4 separate regions of the Mus musculus genome follow, and regions 1, 3 and 4 are each linked to region 2. The links are chromatin loops, found by intact Hi-C in ENCODE. Cell type or tissue: left cerebral cortex. All regions are shown on one strand. Region 1 holds the start of Fads2 (fatty acid desaturase 2). Region 2 holds the start of Fads1 (fatty acid desaturase 1). Region 3 holds the start of Incenp (inner centromere protein). Region 4 has its middle 16 kb from the start of Gm50340.

Region 1 (5,000 bases), 82 kb before region 2:
TGCAAACACTGGCTTGGGGCATGGGTGACAGTTCTTTGTGCCTACAGCAAATCTAAGACAGAAAAAGCTCTGGGGGGACCAGCAGGAAATGACTAAAGATATAGAAAAATAAGAAGAGGGAGATGGAGAGAGGAAGGTAAGGCTGCAGCGAGTGCTGCCAGCAGATCCCGACTATGACTGAACACCACCTGACCAGGATTTCTGAGCCTCAGGACAGGACAGCGGCAAGGCTAACCTGGGAATTAAATGAGATAGTATATACCAATCTCATGGGTTTGTGAACTGCAAAACTCACACTGTTTATTTTCAGCAATGGAATCTCACTAGGGTACCAGGCTGGCCTCAAAACTTAGGATTCAAATAATCCTCTTGCTCCAGTCTTCTGCGTATCTGGGACTCTGAGCACATGCCACTTAGGTGGCTTTTAGTACAAGTGAGGCCAGGGTCTGACTACAGAAGGATCAAGTAACAACAGCTCCATCCTTCTAGAGAAGAAGTGAGCACTTCTGAGGTTTTTTTTTTTTTTCTTCCTTCAGGAACAGAAAATTCTTGACTGATATCCTAGATTGACCTCAAAATGGGCCTCCTTGGCTTCTGGCCTCACCTTCCAGCCTCTTGTCAGCATATCACAGATATCCTTTGAGTGGTAACAAATGAAAGGGCTCTAGGGATCCAGCCTCTATCTGCTGAACAGTCCGTCCCCAAACCTGACAGTCCATTCTCATCACCCTTCTCAAGAAGGCAAGACCCCTAAGCGGCAAAGTTCCCTGAGAAACAGCCTGGGGAGGGGTCCCCACATCTCGTGGAGCTCCCTTTGAAGATCTCCTAGTTGTCCAAGGCCTTCTGCCAATCTGATCTCAGTTTAAGAAGAAACAGGGGGATGCCAAAGAAAACCTCACGGCTCTTTCTACACTGATCTCCAACTCTGTCTCCATCAAGTGTGTTTTGTGTCTTATTTGGGAAGACAGTAAGCTTTCATGTCGTGTCATCAAATGAGCTTGCTCCGTTTCTCTGCGAGTACTTTACATGCTAGCTGTTTTGTTCCTCTCATGTCTGTCTGGGGCTCACTGTTTACAGCAAGCTTTGCCACACTCATCTTATTGGAATAGATGAGGGATTGGGGGTGGCGGTGTGTGTGTGTGTGTGTGTGTGTGTGTGTGTGTGTGTGTGTGTGTCCACTAAGTGATTCTCTGCAACAAGCCCAGGGATCACATCTGCGGCCTACCCTGACTCCCACCTTACCTTTCTTATCATGGGACAATTAACATCCCAGACACCAGACTCAGAACCAATGAAAATGACACAGGAAATGTGGAAGAGGACATAAGGCTTTCAGAACATAAGAGCAAGCCATCCAGGTATCTGCTGGGTTAGATCTGAACATAGACATTTGGAGAAAACTGAGTCAGGGAAACCCTAAGAATTTCCAAAACAAGGATGAAATACGTCTGGCTTCTTAAATAAACTATAAAGTTCAAGGCTGTTGTTGGGCTGAGCTTCCACACAAGAAAACCCACTTATCACACAATATGGAATAATCGGATCAAACCAATCACATTTGTTGTTTTACTTTTTAGGAAACTTTTTGGTAAGAGCCTGGAAAGGGGAGGAGTCGTCTGCAATTCACCTACAGATTCATGCACACACCAGCACCCGAAACAGTGGAAAGATCCCCCAGATAGGGGCTGGGAAGTTTTCTCCCTGGGAAACCAAGGTCTTCTCTGGTTGTGAGGCGGTCCAAGAGAGCTAGGACACTCAAGGAATGTGAAAAGCTTACACTCTCCTAAGGTCTGGTTAGCATCGCCAGCCCCATGGGCATAATTAAGCAGGCTCCACAAGCAAGGAAAATAGTCTTTAGGCAGTATGAATGTGGCCAGTTCTCTCCTCAATCTGGAGTAAGATTGCATCCTGTTCACCAAAGCCTCCAGTCCATTGATTAGGGTATGGCTACCTAGGCTGATCTCAAAAAGAAAAGACATGGAAGGTAAGAATTGAAACTATCAAACTTGCACAAGAAAAGCCCACACTCAAGTCAGCATCCTGGACTTTGATGTGGAGTGCGGTCTGATAAGTTTATCCCTCTTCTCAGCCTCCTCCCACTCGTCTTTCCCAAGCTCTCTCCAGCTACATCTTTTCCTCTGCTTTCAGCCCACCAAGAAAGGTGCCAAGAAAGGTCTGGCTTTCCTCTTTGACTTTGTTTCTCCTCTTACCCACCTGACTACACAATCACTTTATGGTTGGGGGTGGGGCCAGGCACGGTATGGGGTACTGTGCAATATAGGATAGCCTCCGTTCCACAGAGGTCTCAGAGACTTCAACAACCTCCATGAGTGCAAGAGGGGAAGGGTGATCCTGGCAGGATCTAAAAACAGAGGGCCATTGAGTTGAATGTCCGATAGTAACCCCAGAGGCAGATGGACCTGTTGCCAAGCCAGTCTTAGATTCACCTTCTAGATCCCCTGCGGACCTGAATTTTGCAAAATCCAGCCCGTTCGCCTTCCACCAATTCCCCACCAGGATTTCCCAGAAGGCTGGCACTTGGAGTGAGTCGGGATAATCCTCGGGAGCGTGGGAATCTGAACTACTAGGAAGTCTCTGTCGGGCAGCCATTGTGGACCTTCTTAGACAGGAGTCCAAGCAGGAGCGAGTCCTGGCCAGGAACCAGCTTTCCTTCTCCGCCCCCTGGTCTGGCAGGAGAGTCCCACATATGGCTGCCCGCTCTCAGGCTCCTCTCCCCGGCGCCCAAGGGTGGCCATCTTCCACTTGGGGAGCGCCGAACACGAAGGCTGGAGCGCCCCCTTTGGAGAGTCCCAGGCTCCGGCTGGAACAGCGCGCAGTATGCGCTGTGAACATGCACCGGGCACAGTTTACCACTGATGGGACTTCCACAGAGGTGCTAAGGCCTGGCGTCCAAAAGGCTCGGCCAAAGTCTGCCCAGTTGACCCAGAGGAGAACGATTCCAGGAGGGAGGTGAGGGCAGTTGGTACACTTTCTTTCCCTGCTGAACGTCCTGCGCTCCTTTAAGAACCGGGGATCTGTTTGGCGCCCAGGGACCCCGGGCTCCTGACACCAGCCTGCAGCAGACAAGAGTGGCTGGCACCCCCAGACTCTTACCGTAGCATCTTCTCCCGAATAGTGTCCGATGACACGGTGGCCCCCCGGGTGCCGCTGGGACCATTTGGTAACGTTGTAGACCTTGCGGTCGATGACGAGCCACCGGTCGGTGCGCAGGTTGTGCTTCTGAATCTCCTCCCAACGGAAGGTGGGCATCGGAGCCTGGCGCTCGGTGCTCCCCTCTCCCTGGTTACCTCCCTTCCCCATGCTGCCAGTCTACCCGGATGCCCCGTGCGCTACGGCCTCCGGGCGCCCGCGGCTCGCAACACCGACGGTCCCTCTCCTGGCCGCAGTGTGCGGTCGGCGCCCTCCTCGCTTTCGGCTTTTGTCTTCTACTCCTCCTCCCACCGTGCCTCCTCCCCTCGCTTTCGCTCCTCCTCGCCTTCACTAGCTAGCCAGTACCCCTGCCTTCCCTCAGGAGTACCCCTGGCTTCCCAGTGCCCCCAAGCGGTCCCCTTCCTCCGCCCACCCTAGGCCCGCCTGCTGTGGACTTTTGCCTCCGGTGAAAACTCCAGGATAGCTCAGGGCCTCGCTGCCTCCTCCCCCCACCCCTCTGGCTCCCCCCGTTCCCGGCTCCGCATCCTCCCGAGTTCCCCGCCACCCGGGTTTCCACAGTGATCAGCAGAGCGCCTGCACCAATCAGGGCTCGTCGCCCCGCCTGCCATTGGCCCAGGAGGATCTTTCGAAGGCCAGCGGGCTGGAGCGGCGGGTCCGCGGCTTCCCCCTCCCTCGCGCCCGCCCGCATGGAGTTAAGCCCTGCTGGGCGGTCGGCGACGTGTCTGACCTCCTCCTCCTCCCTTCGCTGCCTGGAGCCGGGGAAGCGGGAGTAGATCTCTGAGAAGCTGGGAGGGGAGAGCGGGGGGCGGGGGGGGGGGCGGGGGCGGCAGCTGGGCTTTTCTTTGCGCGCTTCAGAGCGCCAACGCGCTCGGCCGGGGATTTGCACCTGATGCTCGCACAAAGGAGGCGCAGCGGTTATGGTGAACAACGCTCGGCCTCCGGCTAAACAAGGCCCCCTCCTGGGCTGTCATGACTAGGTGATATTTCTGCCTGGCTAGATGGGACTCAAGTCTCCTGTATCTCACATTGTCTAAGAGATCCATATTGTTTATTGCTTTCCTGAAACCTTCCTAGAGAAAGGAGCCAGGAGTGGGTCTCTGTTTAACCAGGGCTCTGAATCCTTTCAACTTGGTCATCTTGGAAAAGAACGGTGGAATCTCTGCTTTCTTCCTCGTGCTAAGTGCCGCGGGAGTGGCTTCTGGGGAGGGTGCCAGGATAAACTGGACACCTTTCTTGTCTTCGACTGAGAAAGAGTTCACAAGCCTGGTTGGGAAACATGAAAGCAATAAAAGCCCGCGATTGATTTGACAGTAGTACACCACTTGCAGGCAAGAGAGACACTGATACCAAGGGAGTATAGTAGGAAGAAAGGCCCTATTCGCTAAAGTCTCACCACAATCCTATGATATTGTTATAGCTAACTTCAAAATGAAGAGTCTGAGGGTAAGAGAGATAAAATGGTCAAGACATACATGCTTAGCTAGTGGCCCTGTTTGGCCTCTTCCATGACCCTTTCAAGACTTTGGGCTCCCTAGCTCCACATGACACTGGTCCAAAGGAAGTACCTGGTGCAGGGGGTAATACATTCCCATAGTCCCTCCCATCGTATACTCCTCTCATTCTGTCCTGGCATCCATCAGGAGCAGCCTTTCTTCATTCCACAAACTCCAGACTCAAGGAGTGTTGAGTGAAGCTTTTCCGGCTTAGAGGAGAGGAAACAAACATCCAAACAGATGTTCGTTTGGCCTGCCCAAAAGATAGAAGTGAGTGAAGTAGGTGTGCTGGTCGTGTCCATACTGTCATCCATCAGAAACCTGAGGCAGGATATT
Region 2 (5,000 bases):
CAAAAAAAAAAAAAATCCGGGGGCTGGTGAGATGGCTCAGTGGGTAAGAGCACCCGACTGCTCTTCCAAAGGTCGGAAGTTCAAATCCCAGCAACCACATGGTGGCTCACAACCATCCGTAACAAGATCTGACTCCCTCTTCTGGAGTGTCTGAGGACAGCTACAGTGTACTTACATATAATAAATAAATAAATAAATAAATCTTTAAAAAAAAAAAAAATCCATGATGATGGCTAGCATTTTAACATACCATCTTTGTAAGCCATGACGATGGTGACTCTTCATCAGTATTGACTTGATGGATCACCCTCGCCCAGGGGACACACCTCTGGGGGTGTCCGTGAAGGGTTTCCCAGAGAGGACTGCCAGAAGAGGGAAGGACTGCTCTGAAAGTAAGTGGCACAATTCTATGGGATCCTGAACTCAAGTGGGTAAAGGAGAAAGGCATCGGAATGTGAGCAGTCCTCTTATCTGTCTCCTGGCTTGCCTGAATGTGAGCAAGCTCGGAATGCCACAGCTGGTGCCATGGCTTCTGCCTATGCTATGCCCATGCCTACCCTCGCACTAGGAGCCGTATTAAACCCTCCTTCTTAAGCTGCACCTTGTCAGTATTTTGGCACAGCTGGGAAAAAGCAGCTAATACAGCAATCTAAGCATTAATTGTTCAAAACATGTGATAAAGGGACAGCAAGGCCGCTTAGCAGGTAAAGGTACTTCCTAGAAGCCTGATGACCTGAGTTTAGTCCCCAACACCCACATGATAGAAGGAGAGAATAGACTCCCGCAGGTTTGTCTTCTGATATCTACATATAGGCTGTGGCATGTATGGTTTTTTTCCACTGACACACACAGGTAAATACTCTAAATAAATAAATAAATAAATAAATAAATAAATAAAATTAAAAGATTTTAAGTAGTAAGATATAAGATAAATTTTTCATATAAAATTAATACTTCTTATGCCAGAATGGTTTAGCACCATTATCAAGAACGGGAAACTGAGGCTGAGGAATGTCCGTGCAGACAGTTTAGTTCTCACACTTAGCCAGAGCAAGAGCGAAACTCCAAGGAGAATAGAGATGTTTTGTTCCCAGTAAAGTTCCCTATTGCAGAAAGACCCACAATACACAGAATTGTTAGAGAACAGGCTCTGTGCCACAGTTGGCAAACGGCGCTCTAAAGAAGCTCATGCTTCCAGAAATAGAGATTGCTAGATTCACCAGTCTACACACTGCTGGTGTAACCACTGCTGAGGCTGTCACACAAACTTCACGATTGATTGCGTCCTACTGTCTCCTGACAATTAAGGCCACTAAACCTGTATAATTCTAATTAATATAGTGAAACACAGTGGTGCTTGCCTATGATTACAGCACTTGGGAGGCCAAAGCAGGGCGATCATTGCAACTTCGAAGCTAATCTGTTCATCACAGTGAGTTCCAGATCAGCCAGGGCTACTGCTTCCAGGGACAAAAATAACAACAAAACACAATACGAAACTAAGATCACTAGAAATAGAAAATGCTAAAGCTAATTGCAAATGTTAAACTACATACAAAGAAGGCAAGGCTGGCCTTTCTTCGTTTTATTTTTGTTTTAAAATCGTTTTTAAAATTGCATTTATTTATTTATTTACGTGTGTGTGTGTGTGTGTGTGCTGCCATGAATTGCAGGCAATGTAGGCTAGAAGAAAAACTTGTGGAAGTCAGTACTCTCCTTCCATCTTGTGGGTCCCAGGGATCCATTTCAGGTCACTGGGTTTTGCATCAGGCAACTGTTCCTCCTGAACCATAGAGCTATCATTAGTATTGTTATCATCATCATCATCACCACCACCATCATCATCATCATCACATTTTAGTTAGTGCATGTGTGTGTGTGCATGCGTGCATGTGTTAATTGTGTGTGTGTGTTCCTAAGTACTATATTCTTGTAAGTCAAAAGTGACGGCCAATCATAGCAGACAAGACTTCTGTTAGCGTTGGGCTATCACGTGAGCAAAAGCCTGGAACTGTAGCCAATCAGTCTCTTTCTTTATGTTAGTCCTCTTTCTTTCCACACATGCTAACTGCCCACCTTGCTAGGAAGGGGGATCTCTGAACGGCTACTGGGTCAGGATGCTGTTTTGTTTGCTAAAGCCACTGTGTTTAATTTGTCACGTGTTTCCTAGGGGCAGGAAATTGACAGAACGTTTGCCTTAGCACAATCTGCTGTATGAAACAGAACGTGGAAAGCAGTGCCTGTAAACCCAGAACTCAGGAGAGTCAGAGGTTCAAGGTCATTCTCAGCTACACAGTGAGTCTGGGGCCGGCCTGAGCAACATGAGAACTGTTTTCTTTTCTATATGTTCACACCAAGCTTCTATGCGCCCTTGGGACCTCCGCCTTAGCTACATCAAGCTGTGACGCACTCAAAGGAACCGTTATCCTATCAATCCCTACCATGCTCAATAAAAAAATAAATAAATAAATTCCGAAGTGGAATAGCCTGGAGACCACTTTCAGGCCCCGCGAGGGGGCGCGTCTCTGCCGCTGGAAGTAGCCTGAGTCTCTCCGGGGAGTGGGGAGTCTGTCTTTGCTACCCGAGAGAGGCGGAGCTCGCGCCCCACGCCACTCGGCTCAGCCAATGGGAGCTCGCGCCGCGGGGCTCGGCGGTCCGCGCCAAGGGTGCTGAAAACCCTGCGCGCGAACGGCGGTCTCCGGGCGCGCGCTCGAGGCAGCCCGACGCTCCCCTAGTTCGCGAGCCTGGCGTGCGCTGCCCCGCGGCCCGGAGCGCGCACCTCTCAGACTCCAGCTTCCCCCGCCAAGCTTGCTATGGCTCCCGACCCGGTGCCGACCCCTGGCCCGGCCTCCGCCCAGCTCCGCCAAACGCGCTACTTTACTTGGGAGGAGGTGGCGCAGCGCTCCGGGCGGGAGAAGGAGCGATGGCTCGTGATCGACCGGAAGGTGTACAACATCAGCGACTTCAGCCGCCGCCACCCGGGGGGCTCCCGGGTCATCAGCCACTACGCGGGTCAGGATGCCACGGTGAGAGCGGACAATAGGCGCATCTGCACCTCGGGGAGGGACATTGGCGGGGAGAGAGGCCTTTGAACCCGGGATGCAAGCGCCTGAGAGACCGGAGCGGTAGACGGTGGCCGGAGACACGCACACTCAAACAAAGGGCTGGTTGCACATCCGTGCTTTGCCTCTGGAGTCTCAAGCATGGGTTGGATAGGAGGGAATGAGCTTTCCAGGCACCCGTTCAACGGTACTTGCAACCTCCGGTGGTGGGAGGAGGAGTCTGAGCAGAGAGTGGGAGTCGCGTCCTGTCTGCCAGGCTAGGAGGGTGAACACAGCCTTGTCTGACCTAGAGAACTGGCCCTAAGTTGGGATTCGGAGCGGAAAGGAAGTGGGAAAGGACTGCTTGCGCTAGGGATGACACTGAGGACCCGGTGCTTGGGCATCACCTGTACATTGTGAAGCCCGGAGGGTAGGGTAATGAACCTGAGCCGGTCCAAGACAGCTTGCAGTTGGAGTCGTAAAACTGTACTCGGATTCTTAGTGCGAGGTCACTTGGGCCAGGGAGGTCGACTATTGAGGGAATAGGGCTCCCGCGCGATTAGACACTTCGCGGGGTCGCGTCCCTTTTCCGTTGTAGCTTACTGAAGGAAGAGTCAGTACGAACCCCAGCTTCTGTCTAGTGGCCCTGTTTTCTCTTTTTAGACCATATCCTCCCTCAGAGGCGAGGGCCGGACTAGGAATGACTTAGGACAGAGCATTCTTTGACAGGATTGTCATCTGTTGGGTCTCTACATTTGGGTCCATCTCCCTTTTAACTACCTAATGCCATCCCTCCGACCTCTTACTCCTTGTCTGCCAGTCTAACGTGCTCCCGGGGTCCTCAGGGTTCCTATTAAGTTGCCCATGAAGTTAGAGGTGGAGGGCCTTAGCGACCAGGCTAGAAGGAGCCGGTTTCTAGAAGTAACCACCCAGAATCCAAACAGCAGTGCATTCCTATACCGGTTCATGAAAGGATGGAGCAGACCCGCTCCGTCTAGGCTTCCCATTCTGTGTGGCTTGGGGGCCTAGGATTTCATGGCAAGGACAGCGATTGGTCTGGATGTGTGGTGCCACTGACCACGGACTCCACCTCCGCTTACAGCTTTTTTTCCCTAAGGCCCTCCCACCCACCTTGTATAACCCATATTAACTATTCCGGAGCGGGAATGGTCAGAATGTTGAGGGAAATAGGGAACCCTGCCCAAAGGAGGAAGAAATGTGAAGAGTTCCCCAGCGCTGGCATAGGTAGGGAGTCTTCCTCACAACAGAAGCTGGCTAAGAAAGAAAGGGACATGTTGAAAGTACTGTAGGAACAAAAACCTCATAGCCCCACCTATTCCCGCAAGCTGCTTCTCTCCTGTGCTAAATTCCTACACCAAGTGTCTGTAGACATGAAGGCTAGCTTCGTCAGGTCCGTGTTTGTGGCATTCAGCGGAGTCTTTCCAGTCTTTGGTGTAGTGCCCTTTCAGTGGAAACCCAAATGCCAGGTGATCTGGGACTGACATCTGGAAGAACAGTAGGGAGGAGGGAGGAGGCCTTGCATCAGCATTGATGCAAACCTTGTTGACCTGGAGGATGGTCTTTGATGTGAGGCCCTTGGGAGCCTGGGAGACAGGGGTCCTCACTGTCTTCTCTCTGTATTTTTAGGATCCTTTTGTGGCATTCCACATCAACAAGGGTCTTGTGAGAAAGTATATGAACTCTCTTCTGATTGGAGAGCTGGCTCCGGAGCAACCCAGCTTTGAACCCACCAAGAATGTGAGAGGCCATGTTTGCTGTTTGGAGACTTAGTTGTGGAGGGAGAGGGGGCAAATGCCTGCATAGGATCACAGGTGACGGTTCTTGGGAGTCTTGAGTAGTCATGGGGTAATAAGCCCACTGGAGCTTGTTCCAGTGCTACTACCACCGATGCTCCCATCACCAGTCCTCCCACCAGTAGTGCTCTCATCATCAGTGCTC
Region 3 (5,000 bases), 280 kb before region 2:
GGGGCGGGGGGGGGGGAGTCAGTAGATGGAAATGTGCTATACATTCCACAGGAATGCATAAGAAATGAGGGGTCCAGAACCATGTTCTCCAAAGAGACCTCTGAAACCCTCCCTAAAGCCAAAATGTCCTATGAATGGATGAGGGAGAGCGAAGTGAGTGCGCATGCAATGTGCTGCTTTCAGGAAGACCTGGCTGTCAATACCAGGCAAAAGACAATGCAGTGCCAGTTTACCCACTGCCTTAAAAAGCTGGGAGCTTGGATATCTGCCGTACGACCTGACTATATAATCCTAACAAAGGTCCTACACTAAGTGGGAGGATTCTGATACTGTCATATCAGGGCCCCCGATAAGCAGTACCCCAAGTGGTAAACACATGAAAGATCAAGAGTGGGTGGCAGCTATGAGCACTAATATATCGGATCCCACCTTATATAAGGACAGGAAGTTCCCACCATGACTTACACTTTCAAAAGCAAGAAGCATGCATACACACTTCAGCCTCTCAGCTACAGAAAAAGGTCAGGGAAGAAAGGGCTATATTACTGATCCTCTTGGAACATAATGCCATCATATACTGTGGCCTCTAGGTTCTTCCTTGAAGTTCTTCAGCCTGATGTATGAGGCACACTACCCTTTTGCCCTTCAAACAAGTTCTGGCCTCTAGGAACTCTGTCTCCTGTTTTGTACAGCTTCTTCACTTAGCTTTCAGCTCCTTAAGGAGGATCAGACCTCCAATCCAAGCCAAGATCTCACACACAGATTCCAGCTATGTGCACAGCAAATGAGTGATTGTTTATGTTTGCCTACTGCTGGCCTCTACCCACTAACCTGCTCTCTGAGGGTAAGCCTTGTGCCTTCCTCAGCAACAAAAGAGTCTGGCACTTGTGGAATGAATTCATTCATCCATCAACTAATCCTAAAGGTTGTCTCACCATCACACACTGGGACACTCAGTGAGCAACTCAGTAGGCACATGTTAGAACAGGCCAAAACACACCCTGACCTAACGGCCAAAGGCAGCACTAACTGGGGCAAAACCGAATGGATAGGGGCACTGAGCCTTTAGGAAAAAGCATTAACTGTGCAGCCAGCTACTCATCAGCATGGCCTCTCCACTGAGTCTCCCTATCCCCCTGCACCAGAAAACAGCCCTAGCCAAGTCCAAGGCCTCATCAGTTCAAGGCCAGCAAAGAGAAGAGAAAACTGCACAAGGACTCCAAAGACTTGCAGAGGAGCTATAAGAAAGTAACAAATGGGAAATTTTACAAAATGTCTGCTCATGCTACAATCGGAGTGAGCGCTTCTTTCACCAAGTCCAATACCACACTTCTTCTTCCATGGGGAAATGTGCTTTCTAGCAAGCCCTCGCTGAAAAGTTAGAAAAGGTGACTCTGAGGAAAGGAGGAGGTGTAACAAGAATCAGACTCCTGGGTAACTTCACCTTCAGTCCACGAAATAAACAAACCCTACCATGGGAGAAGGAAGGTCACTTCCTCTCCACAAATACTATTTCTGTGCCATTCAGCAGATTAGCAATTGCCATCTCCTCTGGGGGTGCAGGAAATGAACTAAGCATTTCTCCCCACACACACCCCTCCAAGCAGGAAGATCGATCGCTAAAACTGCTCTTCCACTCAAGAGTCCTACTCCATGCCAAGAAACCTCTCAATTCCTTTTTGCCACATACTCCAAGATACCCATGCACATACAAATCTAGGTCAAAGTCACCAAGAAAATCGGAGGGCGGAGCCTGGATTTAAAATGTTTTTTAACCACTAGCCACAGGCCTCCAGGACAATAGTTTCAAGCTCAGAATGACACAATCCCAACGCTTGGCAGCAGGAAGCTGGAGGGAACTGCGCCGCTGACAAGAGCCTACGCTTGCGGGGATGACAAAATAAGTAGCAGGGCGGTCTCCGGAGCTGGGTCAGTTTTTAAATGCTGCTCAGCTGGGACGAAGCTGAGCAGCCGTTGCCATAAAAAGACTCAAGTCCGGGTTTACAGAGCAGCCCAGGCTCTGCACAGGTGTTAGGCCCGGCGTGCGGGGAAGAGGACTGACCATTCTCGGATCCCAGGACTCAAGTGCAGGGCCTCGAAGTTCATCTCCAAGCCTAGAACCATTGGAAGTGATCCCCACACCCATAAGCAACCCATAGGCGAAAGTGACTCCCCTGGCCCATCCTGGGAAGCGAAGAGGCCGGGACCAGTGGCCGAACACCGCGACCCTGCGACTCCCGACGCCCGTTCTCACTCACCCGGCGGCGCCGCGTCTTCCCGGACCACTCCTTTTCCAGTCCGCGGCTTCCGCAGATTAAGCTTCCCGCCACGCCGGACCGGCTGGACTCCCAGTACCGCGAGCTCGCCGCAGGCGAGGACCTACCGGGCGAAGAGCGCGGGCGAATCTACGATTTTCAAAATTGTGGCTCAACCAATTCCCCTTAAGTTTGTCTGGGCGGTTACAAAACTCCAAACCAATCACGTAACAGGACGCACGAGTCCGCTTATCTGCTGGCTGTTAGTGCTGTCAATCTGTGGGACTAGGAGGCGGGGAGAAGAACGTTGACGCTTTTAACACGCCCCAACTTCCGGAAGCTGCGGCAATCTACCCGGCGAGGAAGTGGTTGCGACGAATTACAAGTCCCTGCGTGCACTGCGAAGGCAGGCTTGGTTGGGGAGGATGCCTATTTATCTTCGAGCCAGCCGCTTGGTTCGTTTCAAGTCCGGAATGCTTCTGCGTTCGGAATGACAGCTCTGCTACTTTGCAGTAGTAAAAAGAAACACATTGCAAATCTCACAGAGCCTTCCCTCCAAGAGCAGTCAGGCATATAGTTACAGAATGTTTCCTTAGACCTCCGATTGTCACCCGGAAGTGTTTGCTAAGTACCCTCCAGATTGGACGCCACATACAACGGAGAATTTTTCTGGCCACATATAAAGGTAAAGTCTTGAGTTGAAGGTGTGTCACCACCACCTGTAAAATAAAACACCTCCACCTTCTTTATAGAATCATTCTCAGTAGCCAAGAGGTGGGCGAAACTACAAATGTCCCTGGACAGATTAAACAGAGGGGTTTTATTTATTTTTAAATTGTTTTTCCTTTTATTGAAAATAGATTTCTTTACTCACATACTATATCCTGATACAGTTCCCCTCCCTCTGCTCCTCCCAGTTCTAACCTCCCCTTCCATCTGTATCCACTCCCTTTCAAAACAGACTTCTAAGGGATAATAATAAACTAAGATGTAAAACATAAGATAATACAAAACCTATCATATCTGAATTGGATGAAACAAAGAAAAAAAGCCCCAAGAGAAGGCACAAAGACCAGAGACCCACTTGTTCGAACACTCGGGAATTCCATAAAAGCACTGGAAGCCATAACATATATGCAAGAACCTGATGCAGAGCTGTGCAAACTCTGTCTGGCTGTGAGTCTCTGTATTTGTTCCTATCTGCTTCAGGAGGAAGCTTCTCTGATGATGGCTGAGCAAGGCAATGATCTGAGTGTAGCAGAATGTCAATCACTAGGAGTCATTTTATTGCTATGTTCCTTTAGTAGAACAGTAGTATTTAGTTTAACCCTAGGTCCCTGAGCTATCTTGTCTCAGATTGTTGTTCACCCAAGCAGGATTCGATCTTGTGGAGTGGGCCTTAGGTCAAATCAGATATTGGTTGGTTACTGCCACAGGTTTGTGCCACTATTGCCCCAACATACCTTGCAGGCAGACACCATTGTAGGGTTTTGTTGATCCCACCTGTAATGGTTTGTATATTCTTGGTCTAGGGAGTGGCGCCATTTGGAGGTGTGACCTAGTTGGAGTAGGTGTGTCACTGTGGGTGTGGACTTAACACTCTCACCCTTGGTGCCTGGAAGTCAATCTTCCACTAGCAGCCTTTGGATGAAGACATAGAAGGCTCAGCTCTGCCTGTGCCATGCCTGCCTGGATGCTGCTGTGCTCTCACCTTGATGATAATGGACTGAACCACTGAACCTGTAAGCCAGCCCCAATTAAATGTTGCTTTTTATAAGACTTGCCTTGCTCATGGTGTCTGTTCACAGCAATAAAACCCTAACTAAGACACCACCAAAAGAGAGTAAAGACCATTACCCAAATTCTGTAATTGAATTAAGCAAGCTTTATTTTCTATCATACAGGACTGTCTCCCTAAAGTAGGGTTTGAAAGAACAGCATCAAATACAAGAGAAGGTGGGATTTATATAGCTGCAAGACTAGGAAGGTTTCAAGGGTTGGGGGATTTTCAGAGGATCTTATCATGGAGTGGAGGTCAGGGTATATAGGGTGTGGAATATGTCAAATTCCAAAAAATGGGTCAAGACATAGTCAAGCCCAATTTTTACAGAAATCAGGAATGAACTTAGTTTGGGGGCAGGAGAGGGCAGTCTCTGACACAGTTTCTCTGTGAATCCTTGGCTGTCCTAGAAGTTACTCTGTAGACCAGGCTGGCCTTGAACTCAGAGATCTACCTGCCTTTGCCTCCCAAGTGCTGGGATTAAAGGCATTCAACACCAGTTAAGTGGCTTCTAATCTTAAAACGAAGTCAGGCTGGTCCATCAGTTTATGGCTGGATTTGTGTTTATGTTTCTTTTGGTAGCATACAAAGTACGTTCCTGAACCAAAGATGCTAGAATATACTAGTGAAGGCTCTATTTAGGCATCAGCTCAACTTCTTCATGTTCAACGAGGCTTGTAAGTGTTATCAGCAATGGGGCCTTGCCATTGGTTAATGGAGAGCAACCTGTAGTCTTGGCAACGACCCAAGTTGTCTAGGAATTCCTTTGAGGTCCCTTTGACCAACAATCCAATTAGATGTAACCCAATTCCAGTACTGGAAGCTTCATTTGGTGACAAGAAATAGCCAGTTAGGGTTCTGTCTTCCCCGCTATTTGACAGTTTCATTTAGATTGCCTCCATATATGTACGTATTTTAGGAAGTTTTTACTGTATAAGGTTTCCATACTACTTCTCAAATGGTCC
Region 4 (5,000 bases), 270 kb before region 2:
AGTTTGAGTGTATGTGAGTATTCATATGTCTGTGTAAGTGCATGTGTGGGTATGTAAGTGTGTGTTTGTATGCATGTGTCTGAGTGTGTGTGTGTGTGTGTGTGTGTGTGTGTGTGTGTGTGTGTTGGGAATATTCAGACACCCTCTTGTAGATATTCTGAGCATCTGCAGTGACTTGCTATTAACTTTAGTCACCTGCCATTCTGTAGAGCACTGGCACTTCTCCCTAACTGGATTCTGATGTTTCTATGTGTTTTCTGAGTCCAGACCAATAAGACTACTAACTCCAGGACTCAAAAATAGTTATAGAGCTGAACATGGCGTAATCCCAACACTCTGAAAACAGAGGCAGGAGGATCAAAAGCTCAAAGTCATACTCAACTCCATAGCAAATCCAAGGCCGGTTTAGTATATATGAGGCCCTGTGTCAAAAATAAAGGAAAATGAAGCAAAATAAAAATAAATGTCAATTATAGAACCCGGTAGGGCATAGAACCAAGAATGTCACAGTGCCCTGATCTGGCAATGCTATCTGATGCAATGTACAAGACGGAAGTCACATTTGAGGGTAGACAGCTGAATGTCAGTGGAGAACAGAAAGCAGTGCTGTGTGACTTCCCTCACCCAGATTCTCTGAGAACCAGTGTTCTTACCACTCGACATGAAGCATGTTTCCAAAGACAGGACGGGGACTAGAATTCTTCTCCCAAAAGAGTTGTCACTGCAGAGAGCAATGTCACTTGCTTAGTAGAGCAGCTGATAATGCACATCACAGTGTCCAGCAGGTGTCCCTTGGTTTGACCCATGGACAGACCCACACAACCTCGGGGCTGGGCTAGAAACCCTTGAGAAATCTTGGAAGTCAGCAGCTCACACATCTTCTCCATTCCTTTCTCAAACTTCCCCCTTCTTCTTCTCCTCCTCCCCTTTCTCCTCCTTCTCCTCCTCTTCCCCTCCTCTTCTTCTTCCTCTTCTTCCCCCTCCTCTTCCTCCTCCTCCTTCTCTTCTTCTCCCAAAGTGTCTCTTGGACCTTGGTGGGCATGATGAGTGTGTCCCATTTGTGACCACATGTTCAACGGTCATTTGTTTTTAGTACTCTGACCATCATGAGTCTCTGCCATCACCAGTGACCACTACAAAAAGGAAGTTCTCTGACTGAAACTGATAGCAGTAGCAGTCCATGGGCATAAACAGTAGTTTAGGAGGTTGCTTAGCAAAGTCACAAAGTAGTGTCCCCACTAGGGCCTTTGGCCGCCTCAGACACATACTTTCTAACTGGGTCTACAGAGCCATGTGTGAATACTTTCCAGTGGAGCAGGCTTCCGATCAAATTGGAAAGTAGTTGGTTACTTCCACAACAGACTCACCTTGCCTGGCTGCTCAGTATTCTAGTTCAAGTCCAGCTTGATTTCTCTATGTCCTCCAGTGGATATGGTGTCTTTAGCCATAGGGTCTTACCATCTAGTTTCATGAGCAACCAACAGCAGCAGCTATTTCCTATATTGTGGGGAGGACCTCAGGAGTCTCTATGACCAACACTTTAGGTGGCCTACCTCTACACTAGAATTTTCACGTAATACCCCAACCTCAGTCTTCAGGGAGCACTTTATTCATTCCTCTCTTATGTTGTGATTGCCTCTGTGTGTGTGTGTGTGTGTGTGTGTGTGTGTGTGTGTGTGTGTGTGTGTGTGTGTTCAGACACACCAAGACCTAAGCCGATGTTCAGAAATGCATGTACTTGTGTGTGTGCATGTGGAAGCCAGAGGTTGACATGGATGTCTTCCTCAACCACTCTCCACCATACATGTTGAGGCAGCGTCTCTCTCTTAGACATACACTGTGAGTGCATTCACCCACCGTAGCCCACGGCTCCCGGGAGCCTCCATCAACCACTGCCTCTCAAGAGCTGAATTAATAGGTGGGCCTCAAACTTGCTTTGCAGTCAAGTCAAGGGCGACTTTGAACTCCTGATCCTGCGTCCACCTCCCAAGTGCTGGGATGACACCATGTGCCACGGGACCTATCATATCATCTTGCTGCTTATGCTCATAGCTGCTGGAGTTGTGTCGCTCTTTGGTACAGTGAAGTCCTAGGTTCAGTCACAAGCGTACACACACAAACATACACATGAGCGAGATCTTTACAATGATACTACATAATACCAGTTTTAATCAAAACACATAATACTCTATATGTTAGTGGGTACATATATCAATTGCAGCAGTATTATTACATATATCTTTTTAAAAAAAAAAAAGAGCATCCTGATTTTTATTTTTACCTCCAAGGCAAAAGAGAAATAGTTTGTGTTTTGGAGGAATAATATTGTGGAGATAGTTTTGATTAGTTTTAAGATCTAAAAATGATATTTAAGACACTTCAATAATATGAATAAAAATGGACATGATGGCAAATGCTTGTAATACCAGCACTCTGAAGGTGAAGGCAAGAAGACTAGAAGTTCTGGATCGCCCTCAGCTACAGAGTGAGTTAGAGGCTAACCTGAGCAGCATAAGCCCTGTCTCAAAGAAGGAAAAATAAATTAATTACAATATTGCTGGCCTTTATGTGTGTTCACAAGTGGGATAGATATCTCAGCTATTGTTCATGTACTGGAATTCCTGATGCCTTGTCCCTTTCTCTTTAGTCTGCCACACTTTCTTTTGTGAAGTAGTACTTTCAGAAGTCATTACTGAATATCCTTAGTCCTTCATAGACAGTAAATGCAATTGCTTGAATGCCCACTTGAGGGAGCCAGAGGACAAGGCCGGCCAGCCACTGTGGTTCTAGGAAAGCTTTGTCTTTGGGTTGGTTGGTTGTTTTTGGTTTGGTTTGGTTTGGTTTGGTTTGGTTTGCTGGGGGGGGGGGGGGGGGGTTGTTTTGTTTTTTGTCTTGTTTGCAGTATTTGGGGGTTGTTGTTTTTTGTTTGTTTGTTTGTTTGTTTGTTTGGGAGTTTTGTTAGTTTTTTTTTTCTTGTTTGCAGTGTTTTGAATTCTGTGTTTCCTCTGTGTTTCCCACATGCTAGGTTAGCATACCCCTGGTTGAAAATCAAACTATTGTTGGGGGTAAAGGCTTAACTTGCTATCAGACACAAGATCTTACTCCAGAAGTCTTCCATAGTGAGGCTCTATTTGCTTGGCCTTGGGTACACCTAAATATAGGCACACGTGCACACACACACACACACACACACACACACACACACAGTTCCCTTACTGTCTCTGTGGCTCAATTAAGGCATTCGGCAAGGTTGATGGTTCAAGCCCACCCAGGGACAACAACCTCAGGTTTTTAACAACTTCCAGTCAACTGTGGCCTTTTCAGGAAAATATACATTCCCTTAGAATACCTGCTGTTCCTACATCCTACTTAGAAATTCCCAAAACCTGTCACAGGCTTACCGCCGCCCATCTCACCATCCTCACCCCCACCAAAAAAAAAAAAGTGTTTTCTTGTATGAGCAATACAAGTCCATAAGCAACCTTTGACAGGGGCGGCGATAAACAAATGGCTCAGCATTTAAGAGCACTACATTATCTTCCAGAGGACCCTGGTTCAGTTCCCAGCACTCATATGGCCAACCACTCACTGGTCTGTAATTCCATCCAGTTCCAGGGAATCTGACGCCCTCTTCTGGCTTCTGCAGGTGCCAGGCATGTGCGGAGACATCCTAGCATAGAAACACCTATACATGTTATCATGGTTTGTATATGCTTGGCCCAGGTAGTGGCACTATTTGGAGGGGTGGCCTTGTTGAAGTAGGTGTGGCCTTGTTGGAAAAAGTGTGTCACTGCAGGTGTGGGCTTTGGGACCCTTGTCCTAACGGCCTAGAAGCCATTCTTCTCCTAGCAGCCTTCAGATGAAGATGCAGAACTCTGTTTCTCCTCCACTCCTGACTGGACACTTACATGCCGCTGCCTTGATGATGATGAACAACCTCTGAACCTGTAAGCCAGCCCCCATTAAATGTTGTCCTTAAAACAGTTGCCTTGGTCATGGTATCTGTTCACAGCAATAAAACCCTAAGACACAGGTAAATAAACAATTTTTTAAAAAATAAACTATATTCTTGAGTTAACTTATGCACCTGTTAGACCAAGCCCAGGACCTTGAAAACATGGGTCATGTCCTTGTGCAGAGCCTTTAGTGAGTCATGCCTCTCTGAGGGGCACATTACAGGGGCAGGGAGATGAAAAACAAAACAAGCAAACAAACAAAAAAAAAAACCTGTCCTCTTCCCAGGGAGCATAAGCAAAGAGGAGGCTCGAAAACATGCCTGCTCAAACACTCAAGCCCAGCTCAGAGATCTGCCTGCCTCTCTCTCCTGAGTGCTGGGATTAAAAGTGTGCCTGGCTGCCTGGCTTCAAATAAAATATTTTAATAACCTGTTACACTATGCCCAAGGCTGTATCTCAGTGGTAGAGTGCTTGTCTAACATGTGAATCTAATCCCCAGTTCCACTAATATTAAACAGATAAACAATAAATCCTGTTCCCTAAATCAGAAACTGAAATATCTTTCCAGTTTGAGGCATATCTTAACCCACTCCTTAGCCTCGTGTCGCAGACGGACTACTTCCTCATTCTGTTCCCATCTATTACCACTTCCAGCATGTGGCTAGCTGTTATTTCTTGTTGTCTTCTCACAGGCTGCAACAAGAGTTCCAAGCCATCTAGAGCTACATAAGGACACTCAAAACACACACCAGGCTGCAGGAGCTGCAGCGAGTGGGGGGGAAGGAAAGGAGGGAGGGAGGGAGGGAGGGAGGGAGGGAGGGAGGGAGGGAGGGAGGGAGGGAGGGAGGGAGGAAGGGAGGGAGGGAGGGAGGGATTACTTTAAAATCTCTCCTTAAAGGTTGGTGGCTTTTGACGGGAGCAGGGGGATAAAAGGTGGTGGTGAAGGGCAGGTGTGGCTAGAGTATATCATATGCTTGTATGAACTTGTCAAGGAATAAGTTACTTTTTTCTTGAGACTGGTAAGATGCCCTGGGTCGTTAGGAA

Evidence for each region. Peaks named below come from ENCODE experiments on the same cell type or tissue, not always from the same donor. Only the 100,000 strongest peaks of a DNase experiment are listed, where the experiment ranks them.
Region 1: it touches region 2 in a loop (7-fold over the local background); 18 of 42 quality-filtered maps call a loop at or near these places.
Region 3: it touches region 2 in a loop (4-fold over the local background); 2 of 42 quality-filtered maps call a loop at or near these places.
Region 4: a loop joins it to region 2, with 4 times the contacts of the local background. A loop is called at or near these places in 24 of 42 quality-filtered maps.

What each region holds. Positions count from the first base shown.
Region 1 is chr19:10,098,109-10,103,108 of GRCm38, forward strand. It overlaps Fads2 (fatty acid desaturase 2), which reads right to left and starts at 3,395. Exons shown (of 12, transcript NM_019699.2): 1 at 3,115-3,395. The coding sequence starts at 3,321. In left cerebral cortex, CTCF peaks have their summits at 2,799 and 3,498; DNase peaks (open chromatin) are centred at 2,739, 3,515, 3,713 and 4,382; H3K4me3 peaks cover 2,696 bases; H3K27ac peaks cover 2,601 bases.
Region 2 is chr19:10,180,239-10,185,238 of GRCm38, forward strand. It overlaps Fads1 (fatty acid desaturase 1), which reads left to right and starts at 2,650. Exons shown (of 12, transcript NM_146094.2): 1 at 2,650-3,026; 2 at 4,689-4,799. The coding sequence starts at 2,814. It also overlaps the pseudogene Gm50359. In left cerebral cortex, a CTCF peak has its summit at 2,520; DNase peaks (open chromatin) are centred at 1,165, 2,076, 2,613, 3,236 and 1 more place; H3K4me3 peaks cover 2,806 bases; H3K27ac peaks cover 2,983 bases.
Region 3 is chr19:9,897,081-9,902,080 of GRCm38, forward strand. Incenp (inner centromere protein) reads right to left here and starts at 2,409. Exons shown (of 19, transcript NM_001369356.1): 1 at 2,259-2,409. It overlaps Gm50340 (predicted gene, 50340), which reads left to right and starts at 2,598. Exons shown (of 3, transcript NR_168101.1): 1 at 2,598-2,940; 2 at 3,788-3,997. In left cerebral cortex, a CTCF peak has its summit at 2,355; DNase peaks (open chromatin) are centred at 1,963 and 2,531; H3K4me3 peaks cover 1,736 bases; H3K27ac peaks cover 633 bases.
Region 4 is chr19:9,913,391-9,918,390 of GRCm38, forward strand. No RefSeq gene overlaps it. Among named protein-coding and RNA genes, the nearest start is that of Gm50340, 16 kb to the left of the region's middle. In left cerebral cortex, a CTCF peak has its summit at 2,735 (motif pointing right); a DNase peak (open chromatin) is centred at 2,742.